Regions from separate parts of the Homo sapiens genome. Here region 2 is linked to region 1. The links are chromatin contacts, found by Hi-C or POLR2A ChIA-PET in ENCODE. All regions are on one chromosome and are shown on one strand. The core of a region is the stretch at or near the end of the contact, and the rest is flanking DNA. Distances in the headings are between cores, read along the strand shown.

The links. A loop is a pair of places that touch in the nucleus more often than their neighbours do. ChIA-PET counts read pairs that join two places held with the same protein, here RNA polymerase II (POLR2A). Pooled maps may share reads with other maps.
Region 2: a pooled map shows a loop between it and region 1 (4-fold over the local background). The contact joins two enhancer-like sites. A Hi-C loop is called at or near these places in 1 of 168 maps with a recorded cell type or tissue (endothelial cell of umbilical vein) and 4 of 50 pooled maps. POLR2A ChIA-PET finds 5 or more read pairs at or near these places in 1 of 52 experiments (activated CD8-positive, alpha-beta memory T cell).

The regions. Positions count from the first base shown.
Region 1 is chr7:17,401,946-17,404,880 of GRCh38, reverse strand. All of the region lies in intron 1 of LINC02888 (long intergenic non-protein coding RNA 2888), which reads right to left. Among named protein-coding and RNA genes, the nearest start is that of LINC02888, 28 kb to the right of the region's middle. Within about 2 kb of position 1,685, at least 2 of the 41 ENCODE cell types and tissues checked have a DNase peak (open chromatin) inside an H3K27ac peak, as active enhancers do.
Region 2 is chr7:17,057,056-17,060,079 of GRCh38, reverse strand. No RefSeq gene overlaps it. Among named protein-coding and RNA genes, the nearest start is that of AGR3, 180 kb to the right of the region's middle. Within about 2 kb of position 1,324, at least 2 of the 41 ENCODE cell types and tissues checked have a DNase peak (open chromatin) inside an H3K27ac peak, as active enhancers do.

The DNA of each region.
Region 1 (2,935 bases), core at 436-2,935:
CCTGGGATGCAAGGCTGGCTCAACATATGCACATCAATAAACGTAATCCATCACATAAACAGAACCAATGACAAAAGCCACATGATTATCCCAATAGATGCAGAAAAGGCCTTCAATAAAATTCAACACCCCTTCATGGTAAAAACTCTCAATAAACTAGGTATTGATAGAACATATCTCAAAATAAGAGCTGTTTATGACAAACCCGCAGCCAGTATCATACTGAATGGGCAAAAACTGGAAGCATTCCCTTTGAAAACTGGCACAAGAAAAGGATGCCCTCTCTCACCACTCCTAGTCAACATAGTATTGGAAGTTCTGGCCGGGGCAATCAGCCAAGGGAAAGAAATAAAGGGTATTCAAGTAGGAAGAGAGGAAGTCAAATTGTCTCTGTTTGCAGATGACATTAATCTATTTTTAAAAAGGGGTGCCAGCCCCTCTTAGAAGTTTGCCTGTTGCTTAAAATCCTATCCATTACTGATTTTATTACACTCCTGCTTCAAATTTGATTCATTTGCTTATAATTACTGGCGAATAAATGGCTAGGTGCCACTTTCAACGGCAAGCTTACAGTTCTGTAGAAGCTATAAAAGTCAACTTCAGAACAGCTGCCGTAGGATGGCTTGGGTTGGGAGGTTCTAGAGCTATAAGTCACTTCACCACCAGAATGCCAGATCAAGGGTCTGCTTTTTAGTTGCACCCAACAGACAGGAAGCAGGCTTATCAGTGACTCTTTAGCAATGGCTAATAAAGAAGATAGCTTAGATGTGGAATCTCAAACAGCTGAATTCACAGTAGCAGAGAGTAGAATGGTGGTTATTAGGGGAAGGGGCTGGGAGAGAAGAAAGGGAAGGTGCTGGTCAAAGTGTATAAAATTTTAGGTATGTAGGGTGAATACATTCTAGAGATCTAATGTATAGCATAGTGACCATAGTTAGTAATACTATATTATATACATGAAATTTGATAGGAGAGTATATCTCAAGTATTCTCACCACACACATACACAAGGTAACTACCTGAGAAGATGGGTATGTTAATTAGCTAACGATAGCAGTCATTTAACTCTCTATATTAAAACATCCTGCTGTATACCTTAAATATATTCACTTTTTTTGAAACAGGGTCTCACTGTGCCACCCAGGCTAGAGTGCAATGGCACGATCAAAGCTCACTGTAGCCGTTATTTCCCAGGCTCAAGAGATTTCCCACCTCAGCGCTCCCAAGTAGCTGGGACCAAAGGCGTGCGCCACCACATTTGAGTTTTTTTTTTTTTTTTTTTTTTTTAAGTGGAGATGAAGTCTCGCTATGTTGCCCAGACTGGTCTCAAATTCCTGAGTTGAAGTGATCTTCTTGCCTCAGTCTCCCAAAGTGTTGGGATTACAGGCATGAGCCACCACACTTGGCCTGAAAATATTTTGAAAACTTTAAAAATAAAAAAAAAGAAGATAGCTTGGGGCCACCCTGAATATCGTTATGAGACTCACCTCTGTATGTTTTATAGTAAAATATTATTCATTTTACTCATAAATCATGTTCAAGTGATATTTGAGTGGAAATGTTTTTCTTTCAGCAAATTCAGAGGTAATATCAAGGAGCATGATCTGGAGAAGGCAGCGTGGGTCAAATACTAAAATCTGGACTTACTGTCTCAGCAGTTGGCAAGCAACCAAGGTGAAGCTAGTGCTGTGGAAAGTCCCCAAAGGACCAGAGCAGATATACTCAGTGTCCTTTACCTCTACAGCTCCGCATTTTCAAACTCCCCCACTTGTCCTTCAGTCCATCCTCTAAATACTGTTCTTTCTCAGCTTGTGTTCTCACTCATCATCTCTTCTCATGCCACCTGACCTCCTTATGTGAGGTTCTTGGCATCAGTCATCAGATTTACCCTGACAACTCCCACGGATACATGATTAGCTCTGATATCCACCGGGGTTTAAAGAACTGTTGCAAATTCTTCCTGATTACCTCCTCTTAAAGGCACCTCAAATTCAATGTGACTGAAACGGAGCTCTTCCCCTGTATATCAGCTGTCAGTTCTCATTGCTTCAGCACCTAGTAAATTCTCTCACCAGCTCACTCCTTTCAGACTACTCCATAAAATCAAGAAAAGCCTAAAATGGCCAAAAACTAACCTATCCTGCATAATCATCGCTTGTAATTTTGCCCACAACTTCAGTAGTTTGACGTAAAAGATGTTCCATTCTTTACCACTGAGTAAAGAAGTTAAAAATGTTCCGTAATTTCGAATTCCTCTTTGTTCTAAGACTTTACTCTCACCTCCGGGTTCACAGCTAAGCTCCCCCATGACTGATACCGCTGAAAGTCTTGTTTCAACAAAACATTCATGTATATGTAAAAAATAAATCATCTGACAAATTGAGAATTGCTCAATTTGAAAAACAGATTCAGTGATAAAGACAGAGGTCAATATTAAACCTATGAGTAAGGTAAAGAAATGGGCGGGAAGAAAAATAACCCCAAATCGTTGACTTCCCAGAACCCAGAGGCTAATAGGACTCTCACTTCCTGCTTGAGGTGAAAGCAAGCAAAGGCACCTCTGTTCCTATCTTGTCTTGGTCAAAAGATAAATATGAATTATTATTCTTTTCTTTTTTCATCAGTAAAGAACTTTCCATCACCCTTTTGGCAACTTTCTGCACCAGCCACTTCCCCCTCATAACTCCAGTCAACCGTTCTCACATCTGAGAAAAATAGGTGGAGGATATTTCCAGGAGCCTCTGTTGCTGAGGTTGCCCACAGTCAGGTAAAAGTGGGAGAAATTTCTGAACCACCAAAAACCTGTTCCTGAGAGACAGAAGTAGAAAAAACTTACACATATTTTTAAAAAAGAGAAGTTGAGGTGTAGGGGGATGGTGACTCAATAAAACTTCCTCCCATGATAAAATAAAGTAAAATAAAATAAAGTGAAAGT
Region 2 (3,024 bases), core at 75-2,574, 340 kb after region 1:
ATCCATTTCTTCAAGTTCTTATTTACAAACAGAATAGTAGTAAATTTTATCTGAGTAAATATTGATCTTGTTCCTATAGCAAAACATCTAAAGTTGTAATTTTTCAGAGTATTCATTTTCAGATTTAGGGAGAAACGCTCTATAATGAAGAAGGTAAAAAACAGAAAGAGGAAGTAACTGAAATTAACTATGTCTTCTGAATTTTTTTTTTTTTTGAGATGGAGTCTTGCTCTGTTGCCCAGGCTAGAGTGCAGTGGCACGATCTCAGCTCAATGCAACCTCCACCTCCTGAGTTTAAGCGGTTCTCCTGCCTCAGCCTCCCAAGTAGCTGGGATTACAGGAGCATGCCAACGCATCTAAATTTCGTATTTTTAGTAGAGATAGGGTTTCACCATGTTGGCCAGGCTGGTCTCGAACTCCTGACCTCAGGTGATCAGCTGCCTCGGCCTCCCAAAGTGCTGGGATTACAGGTGTGAGCCACCATGCCCAGCCATATTCTAAAATACTTTAATTTTGTCTTTTGGTGACTTCATTTTGTCCTTGAATATAAAAGGGTCCATATGTGTAGGGAACCAACAGACAAGCAAGTTTGCCATGATCTGGTCAAACTGTATTCAGTCAACTAATATAAAATATAATGCTCCGGTGGCAATCAGATAGATAGTTATTCTTTCTGTGAGCCCACCATATGGGATTTAGAGTATTGGTCCCCCAAATCATGAAATATAAGCATGTAATCTCACTCTCAGTAAGTAGTAATCCTTAAAAGTATCATTGACAACAGTAAATAAAATGGAGGAAAATCAGGCATACATATTGTGAAGTTAAACCAACCAAAAAAAAAAAAAAAGATACCATTTAAGGACAGCTGTAAAATAATCTCTCCATATAAAGTAGCCCTCTGTGTGAAAATACAGTAAGTCTTTTAAACTGCAGCAACAGAAGATACTAAGACCTCTGTTATTGGAGGTGTTCAGTAATAGGCTTAGTGACTGATCACTGAGCAGGTATAGAAACAGATTCAAATACATTTAATAACTGGGTATCAGGAATAAACAAGCTTTAAATTCTCTATCTCTTAAGAGATTACAATTTAATGACTATTCAAATTATTTATCAATAATCTCTAATAATTTCCACCTAAATTTGAATAGGCTATTTTTCCCCAAATAAACCCATAAAACAAAACAGCAAAATTGGGGCAACTAAGTACACAATGTTCTATCCCATGAAAAATAAATATGCATACTTTATTTCTTTGATGATTGTTTCAGTTCCCCTAATCCAGCTTCTGTTTCTGAATTTCCTCTATGACTTTTTGGTCACAGAGTCAGTTGGTGACTCATCTCCTCATTTCTTCTTGGAAAAAAAAATAAAAAGTGGTTTATCGTTGTGTGGCTTATATCACCATTTTTTTTCCTCTATTTTCTATGTGTCTTTTTACTTGAAATATATTGAGCTTTCCTTCAATTAAAAAAATTATTTTTACCTGTTCAAAAAATACCAGGTCTGTTGTTTTCCAAAATTGGCCCTTATAATCTCTGTACTTTTTGACATGATTTGTTTAACAGATTCTGAACCTTGATTCTTGCATCCTTTTATAATACAGTATTTCAAAGATTCATAGAATATTACAACCGAAAAGGAGAATTTAGCCCAAATACCACACTTAACACACAAAGAACTCAATACTTGGAAAAGTTAAATAGCTTGGTTAAGCAAACATCTACCAAGAGAAGAAGGAGTACTCAGACTTCTTTACTTTAATTCTAATATTCTTTCCAGGGCACAATATTGCCCTTCATGGTGTGATACTATTAGAACTTTTCAAAAATAAATACTTGAATAATGTATTCCCTAGATCTGCAATCTATAATTATGTGTTAGTTACCAGACATCAAGTTACTATTGTGAACAAAAAATTGGGTTTTTTGCCATGGGGTTCAAGAGCTGGATGGAAGGATGATCTATAATAAAACATTATTTGAACCACTACCAAATAGTTTCCTAATATTTCAAGATAACCACTGAAGCAATGTTATAAGGTAATGTTTAATCAATTGACCTATACAGTTAATAATGATTCTATCTTTAGAATAGAAATAAAGCTCACAGAACGGGGTGATCAGAACAAATTTCATGGAGGAGTAGGTCTTGAAAGCTGCATAGCATTTCTAAAGCTTTTGTTGTTGTTGCTAAATATAACACAGGGATATTAAAATGCATAAAGTGAAAAATCATCAGACAAATATTCACATAACCATCATCCTACCTGCCTCAGCATTCAACAGTATGTTCATTCCTTCATTCTCACCTTACAGATAACTGCTCTATTAAATATGATGGGAATCATAGCTTTGCATTACTTTATTCTTTGGCTATTTGAATATGCATCTCTAAACAAGGTAATTTTTTTCCTATTTTTAAATTTTACAAAATTGGAAACTGGTAGTATATATTCTTCTGTATCTGACTTCTTTGGCACGATGCTGTGTTTTTAGTATTCGTCCATGAGATCCATTGCTTCTTCATTTATTTTCAGTGCTCTGGTTCATTCTATGAATATATAATTGATTAATTTATTCTTTCTTTGATGTGCTTTGAGTTAAACTCCTAATGCATCCCTTGACACTTGTTCCAATTTACCTGAAGAATGGCGATTCCATCCTGCATTTGTTTAGGCCAAAAGCCTTAGGGCTGACCTGACTCTTGCTTTCTCTCATAGCTGCACATCCAGTCTGCCAGGAAATCCTGTCACTACTACCTTCAAAACAGAGCCACAGTTTGACCACTTCAAGACTGGGTTATGTTTGCCTCTTAGCTGGTGTTCCTGCTTCTACCCTTACATCTCCCTTACAATCTGTTCTAAAACCAGCAGCCAGAGTGACTTTTGCCACTCCATAAAACATAAATGGAATCATGTCATGCCTCACTCCCTGCAAAGACCCACCATTTCACTAAAAACAAAGTCAAGGTCCGAACCATGACCTACGTAATCTAGCCCTGGGTTTCTTCTCTCAGCAT